Regions from separate parts of the Mus musculus genome. Here regions 2 and 3 are each linked to region 1. A link is a loop called in an ENCODE intact Hi-C map of the cell type or tissue named here. Cell type or tissue: left cerebral cortex. All regions are shown on one strand.

Region 1 (2,500 bases):
CACACACACTGGGCCCCTGCTCCCCCGGGGAGCTGGGAAGGCACCTACCTCAGAGGGGAAGAGCCCCTGGTCTGGGTAGGCTGGATGTCCTGGTGCTGTCTATCACCTACACAAGTGAGTGACCCCACACCTCTGGTTTCTGGGCCACCTTCCGGGGCGGGGCTTGTGCTCTAAAGAGAGTGGTTGTTTATCAGATGCCATGCTCAGTGGAGTCTCACTTTTCACTGTGGTTGCTTCTGCTCCCACCGCTGGCCACTTGCTGGTCCCACCACAGCACAGGTCTCCACAATATTCCTGCTAAGAACGGCTGTGTGGTTGCTTTGTGAGTTCTCTTCCCTTCCTTTGCAGATACAGTCCTGTGCATTCATGCCTTTTCTCCTCTAATATAGATGGGAAAACACAGGCTTTGATGGTACGAGGAGCTTGTCCAGGGTCTACCCTGGCTTTCTGAGTTTTCAGATCTCCCCAGTCTGCCCAGAGCAACCCTAGAATGTGTAATTGTAGGAGGCCCAGTGTTGGGTTCCAGTACTACAACCCATGTGACCTTGAGCAGAGTGTTGCGCACCTCGGACAAGAACCTGTCTCAGCGCTCCTGGGAGAATAAATGAGTGCATTCACTGAAAGGCTAGTGGAAGCTCAGCTAATATCACCACCTACAGACACATGCTCTCTGCTCTGCTGTTGTGGGTGTGGCAACTGGGGTGATATTTGTGGGTAACAAGCAGGGTGGTGTAGATGGGTTTATGGTTAATGAAGAAGATTCAAACATCATAATCACACTGTTACCTCTTCCAAAGCAGAGAATGTAGGCTCTGCTGCCCTGCCACCCCACCCCACCCCCCACCGCCATAGAACACACACAAAGTAGCCTTTCCAAGGTTCGGCTCTGCTAGGGAACCCCTTTGATTTGGAGGGGGTGCGGGCTTCCTTAAGCCAAGAGTCCACTAGGTGGCGAGAAGAGCAGCAGCAAAGCTAGCGGGCAATGAAGGGGACCTGGATCCTCCACCTTCCCTCTCATTGCAGGGCCGGGCAGTGTGGCACAGTAGTTAGTGTCTGGCCAGCTCCTCCTTACCAGTGACTCTGCGTCCTCTAAGGGGTCTGGGTCATGCTCAGCAACTGTCTTCTCATGAATATTAATTATAAGCTTCATTAAAGTATTTAGCCACAATTTTAAATTGCAAGGCCTAGTTTGGACTCAGCTATAGAGTCTGGGATTGTAACTGAGTTAATGGGGTCAAGGAGGAAAAGAAAGCCCTGAGTCTCACCCTCAGAATCACACCAACCCAGTATGTAATTCCAGAAGTCAAATTGGAGGCAGAGGATGAGGCAGATTAAAGGAGAATTGTCTCTTTCCCTATCTACTGCAGCAAGATGGATAAAAGAAAAAGGGAGCCCCCCCCCCCCGTGTGCTGGAAATTCCTCTGCATGGGAGGGGAAGAGTCCCTGGTCCAGGAGTGCTGGAAGCAGCCAGCCATTCCCAGCACAGGTGAATGAGCCCATACCTCTGAGATACTCATAGAAGTGTCTCAGGGATATAGATTCAGATGGTGTTGTAGGGAAGGAAGGAAGGAAGGAAGAAAGGAAGGAAGGAAGGAAGGAAGGAAGGAAGGAAGGAAGGAATTGAGGGAAGGAGAGAGGCAAGGGAAGGAAGGAAGGAGGGAAGGAAGGAAGGAAGGAAGGAAGGAAGGAAGGAAGAGAAGGAGAAGAAGGAAAGAAGAAAAGAAGGAGGGAGAGAAGAAAGAAAAGGGGGCTGGAAAAAGCTGAGAAAGAGGGAGAACCCATAAGAAGACCAGCAGTCTCAACTAGCCTGGACCCCTGAGATCTCTCGGACACTGAGCCACCAACCAGGCAGCATGCACCAGCTGGCAGGAGGCCCAAGAGAGCAGAGGAGTGCCAGGTCTGGATTCATTCAGAGAAGATGCACCTAACCCTCAAGAGACTTGAGGCTCCAGGGAGTGGGGAGGTCTGGTGGGGTAGGGTTGAGGAGGGTAGGGACATCCTCTTAGAGAGGAGGAGGAGGAGGTATGGGATGGGGAGCAGTAGGGAGGTGGACTGGGAGGGGGATAGCAGCTGGACTGTAAAGGGAGATTAAATAATAATTAGTAATAATAATTAACAGGAAAAAAAGAAAGAAAAAAGGAAGGAGACTGTGGTGGGGGTGGAGGGAGGGGAGAAGGAGGGAGAGATGGAAAAACAGTGCCAGCATTTGGGACTATTGAGGGAAGTGGAAAGTTTGGAAGTTGGTGGAAGTGAATTTAGGTCACTAGGAATGTGCCCTTGAAGGGAACTGGGAAGCCTGAGGCCATCTCTCGCGCCTTTGAACTCAGCTGTGAGTGAGGGGATTGCTATTACTCCAGCCATTGAGAGAGTCTGTCCCATAAAACAAGGTCATAGGTTCCTGAGGAATGTTACCCAAGGATGATAGCTCTTGGTCTACACACACACACACACACACACACACACACACACACACACTCACTCACAACACGGGTTGGAAAGC
Region 2 (2,500 bases), 170 kb after region 1:
GTTATTTGCGAGATGTTAGCTTTATTTTCTTGTAGTCTTTTCCAGTTTGCATTGGGTTTTGCAATGCATTGCTTTTCATTGGGCTACTCATCCAGTCTCGCATCAATCCCAGTCTATAACATTCATTTGAACTTCAGATTTTAAAGCAAGCCAGGTTTCCTCTGGTTTCTAGAAGTCTCAGTCAGAGAAGTGCCACCTGCTAGAAAGGCAGCATTTGATACACAAAGTGTCAAGTTAAAAACATATCTCACTGACAGAAATTCAACATTCAATACCTATTTAATGGATGACTTTTTCCAAAAAGCAGAAACATTAATTTATTATTTATTCATTTATAGAAGGCTCTTGGCAGTAGTCTAGGCTGGTCTAGTACTTGTTATGCAACCCAGGCTGGTTTGAAATCCATGGTCCTCCAGCCTTAGCCTCCCAAATGCCAGGATTAAAGGCATGCCCACCACACCCAGAAAGAAGCCGTTAGAAATAGTCTCAAACTGGATTTGACTTCTAGGGAACGAGATCCTGGATGAAGTTACAGAAAACGATACAAGCACCAGAGATTACAATTCCCGTGCCCAATTCACAGCGATAGAAAAATGATTTTTAATTTCAAATAATAATAAATCTTCAGTATTTATAACACAAACAGTTACTAATTGTAGTAAATGGCATAGACTTAACAGAGAGATCAAGTTTATGACTTCAGAACCTGCCATTTATTTATTAAAGGGAGCGTGTGTGTGTGTGTGTGTGTGTGTGTGTGTGTGTACAAATGCCCATGCAGATACAAGGGTCTGTGTGCAGAGGCCAAAAATGGGCATCAGTTGTCAGCGTGCCACATTATCCCTTGAGACTCAGTGAACCTGAGCTGGGCTGGCAGCCAGTGAGCCCTAGGGACCCTCCTAACTCCACCTCCTACACTACTGTGGTCACAAGTGCACACATGGCCACACCCAGCTTTTTTACAGGGTCCTGGGGTTCAAACCCAGGTCCTCCAGCTTGCACGGCAAGCTTTGCTACCTATAGAGACATCTCCCCAGCCCCTTAACCAATTATTTTAAATTCTATTTCATTGGAAAGAGGTGAATTCCTGACCAAACTGAACAGCTTCCCAGTGTAGCCCTCACAGTCCATGTCTCCCACATACTGTATGTGGGGACTCAGGGAGTGTGCACTGCTACCTCAGAGGTGCGTCCCAGAATGCATGTACCTGATACTCAGAACTGCTCACACTCACATACACCAGATTAGTGAAGGCAGAAGTAGACTAACAGTGACATCTAATGGCCAGGAGTCACACAGCACTTCTTTCAAAGAGAACTGAACACACATTCTAGGTTGAAAGGCTAAATCGGGTGATTTTCCCACTGTACACACCAGGCATATAGTTTAAATTCCACAGCTTGGCTGGCCCCGAGAGTCTTGAGTGATTATTAGAAGTTATGCTGAGTGTTGTGCAAACAACATCTCATTTCATTATTCTACATTAGTTCCACTAGGTCCATTTCTCTCCAACAGTGCTGTTAGCGGTCCGCAGTTACTGTGCTAACAACCTGTCAATCATTTAAAATGACCCTCGCCAGAGTGCCGGGCAAACCTGAAAAGGACTATTTGCATTCTGCACATATGCAGAGCAAATGCCAGTGCCCTTGGTCAAATGATCACCACACACAGCGTTCTCAGCACAGGGCATTTACTTTGCAGAGATGCTATCAGCCAGGAGGCCTAGCACACGGGCCAGGAAGCCCAGGATTCTCCCCCACTCAGCCCTTCTCACCTACTCCTGAGTCCTTCAGTGTTCTGTCTTCCTTTAGCAGGAGTGTGTCGTCGTCCTCCAAACCCAACACAAGCTCATTTGTCTAAAGAGAAAGAATCCCCATTTGATCAGTACGCTTGCTCAAGACATCCTGAGGGTGTCACTTGTACGGGGCTAGGGAAACAGTTCATCCAGGGGAGTATTTGCTCTGCAGGGATGAGGACCTGAGTTCAGAACCCCGTGCTATGTAACACCAGTGCTGGGGAGATGGAGATAGGAGGATTCCCTGGAGCTCACTGGCCAGTCAGCCTAATCAAACAGCAAGCAGGGTCAAACAGGGTAAGTGAGAGACCCTGTCTCAAAAAGGACGGTGAATGGGACTGAAGAGACAGCTCGGAGGTTAGCGCTTGCTTCTCTATAATGAAGACTGGACTTTAGATCCTAACACCAATGTCAAGCAGCTCACATGTAACTCCAGCTCAAATGGATCAAATGCTCTCTTCTGGACTCTGTAGGCACACCCCTAAACACTCATGTGTGTGTATATATATATATATATATATATATATATATATATATATATATACGTGTGTGCATGTGCAAATAACAAACACACAGATATTTTTAAAAGTAAGGTGGACAGTGATAGAGGACGTCACCCAACATCAACTTCTGGCCTACCTATGCATGCATATATACAGGAGCCCAGCATATACACACACACCTATGAACATGGACATACAATGC
Region 3 (2,500 bases), 140 kb after region 1:
GTTCTTGGTTCTAATACACCTCCTAAGTGTGGAGTTTCTTAGTTGTTAAAGTAAGTGAAAGACAAGCACGGGGTTTGCTGAGTCAGCTGCAGGGCCCCTTAGTATTTAAAACCATTCAGCCTTCAGGAAGAAAACAGGGGGTGTCCCCTTCTTCAGACTAATTCTCATGTTCGTGCCACAGGTGTCCCTGTGCCTACAAAGCTCTGACACCTGGGTACAAGAGGGCAGCTCCCAGATGCCCTGCTGGGCAGGGGTTATCCTGCCATTGCATATGGAAGCGGTTTACTTTGGAACCTCACAGGCCCAAACAATGGACATGCACAGCTGCGAATACCAGGAGGCATCGGGCTGGGGAGCTTTGAGAACTCGCTCACCCCTTCAGCCTTCAGTTTTGAAATATGATCCTCAGCAGATAATCAGGGCATTCTGTAAAAAATGTTAGCTCATCCTTCACACTCTAGAAGTCAGCAAGATGGGGGCTGGAGAGGATGGCTCAGTGGGCAAGTGCTTGCTGTACTCCTATGAGGGGTCAGGTGGGATCCCAGCACCTATGTGAAGTCAGGTATAGTGGTGCACACCTGCAACCCCAGTACAGGAATGGGGTAGAGGTCGGCAGATAACAGAGCATCCTGGTCAGTGAGTCTAGCCAATCAGTGAACACCAGGTTCAGAGAGAGACTGTCCCAAAAGGTACCTCATGTCAACTTCTACCCCCTCCACAGACTCACACACACATCTGCACACACTTGCACACAAATATGCACACACACACATATGAATACACACACACACAAACACATATGAATGCACACACACACACACACACACACACACACATACCAGCAATAACAGAGACACAATATAGAAGTTGTGCTATGACTTTAGAATAATCAGGTCCTGACTTTTAAATTAAATCAAAGGTTAGACACTAGCCATCCTGCCACCACTTCTGAGCACTGGCAAGGGCCACTACAGTTACAAGCTAAAGGATTTGACTTTGAGCTAAAGAACTCCAAGGCCAGCCACCCTCCGGTGGGCCAACCACCCACTCTAGGTGATGAATAGATGACTCACTGGTTGTGCCCACAGCTTCCGGTCCTTGGCAGACTCTGCTGCCACCTGGTGGCTGACATAGAGCAGACAGGCACCAACTGCTGCCTGGCCTCTGTAAGGAATGTGAGCTAAAAGTCCGGGAAGGTATCACTGGAGGATACCACTGATCCGTATTGGGGCAGCCAACAGCTGGTCCTGAGCTGCGGATCTAGAAAATTCAAACTGCAAAAGCTGACCTTGCAAGACTATTCTACCCAGAAACCACATTTGGCCTCTCTCTGTAACCATTTGTTCTATAGCTGAACTTGAAGCAAGGTTTGCCCAGAGAACAGAGGAAGTGTCCATTGCTCTGCTGTTTGAAGGAGTCTACTGTTCCTAAGTGGAAAACAAAGCAGTCAGAAAAGGTAGATATCAGGTTATGTGCTCTGGATCACCTGCATCCAGGTATAATGTGTCCAGAAAAGGAGACAGAAAGGCAAGGGATTCCTGGAAAACCAGAGTCCTTCCAGGGCTCTGAGAACATCTGGGCCATTGCGGAGCTGAGTTTGACTGGCAGACACTGGCAAGCAGGGTGATAGAGGTGCCTACCTCACTGGAAGTCCCAGCATCATGAGTGCCTGCGTGTGTGGAATATAACATTGTGTTCAGCATCTACAGATTGTGTGTGTGTGTGTGTGTGTGTGTGTGTAGTGTTCATATGTGTGTGAATGTGTGCATGAGAGTGCACATTCTTGTAGGGAGGACAGAGGTCAATATCACGTGTCTTTCTCAATCACTCTCTACCTGATCTTCTTTCTTTTTGAAAGACTTACTTTTTGTAATTGTTTAGATATGTGCATGGGGACATAGGTACCCTTAGAGGCCAGAAGAGAGTGCCAAGTCCCTTGAAACTAGAGTTTCAGGCACTTGTGAGCCATCTACCACAGGTGATGGAAACCAGGCTCACATCCTCTGGGAGAGCAGTACCTGCTCCTAACTGTAGAGCTGTCTCTCCAGACCTTCCATCTTGCTCTGAAACAGTGTCTTTCTTTCACTGAACCCAGAGTTCCCCGGTTTGGCCAGACTGGCTGGCCAGTGAGCTGCAGGAACCTTTGTGTGGGATTATAGACACACACCACCATGTTCAGCTTTTTTTTTTTTAATGTGGCTGCTACAGCTGAGAACCCAGGTTTTCATGCTTGCATGACAAGTCCCCTACCAAATGCACCATCTCCCCAGCAACAGTGTGCACACTGGGGTGCAGTGAGATGAATGTTGTTAATGAAGCATGGATGTGCCAGAATCACATTATGTGTGCTGCACACTTGGCTCGGTCGTTTCCCCTGAGCCCAGAGGCAATCTGAGGTCAGCGCAGACATCCTGCTTGAATGGAGTAGAAGACTGAGGCTTCTGCCCCACCAAGGTCAGACCTCTCGGTTAGTGGTGGTGGGTGCTGGCTCTTCGGGCTG

The links. Hi-C counts contacts between places; a loop is a spot of excess contacts. Peaks named below come from ENCODE experiments on the same cell type or tissue, not always from the same donor. Only the 100,000 strongest peaks of a DNase experiment are listed, where the experiment ranks them.
Region 2: a loop joins it to region 1, with 4 times the contacts of the local background. A loop is called at or near these places in 3 of 42 quality-filtered maps.
Region 3: a loop joins it to region 1, with 6 times the contacts of the local background. A loop is called at or near these places in 12 of 42 quality-filtered maps.

Annotation. Positions count from the first base shown.
Region 1 is chr1:120,336,614-120,339,113 of GRCm38, reverse strand. No RefSeq gene overlaps it. Among named protein-coding and RNA genes, the nearest start is that of C1ql2, 2.7 kb to the left of the region's middle. In left cerebral cortex, a CTCF peak has its summit at 952 (motif pointing right); a DNase peak (open chromatin) is centred at 961.
Region 2 is chr1:120,170,757-120,173,256 of GRCm38, reverse strand. 3110009E18Rik (RIKEN cDNA 3110009E18 gene) reads right to left here. Exons shown (of 6, transcript NM_028439.2): 5 at 1,775-1,856. Among named protein-coding and RNA genes, the nearest start is that of 3110009E18Rik, 51 kb to the right of the region's middle. In left cerebral cortex, a CTCF peak has its summit at 1,282 (motif pointing left); a DNase peak (open chromatin) is centred at 1,285.
Region 3 is chr1:120,195,978-120,198,477 of GRCm38, reverse strand. No RefSeq gene overlaps it. Among named protein-coding and RNA genes, the nearest start is that of Steap3, 62 kb to the left of the region's middle. In left cerebral cortex, a CTCF peak has its summit at 1,124 (motif pointing left); a DNase peak (open chromatin) is centred at 1,097.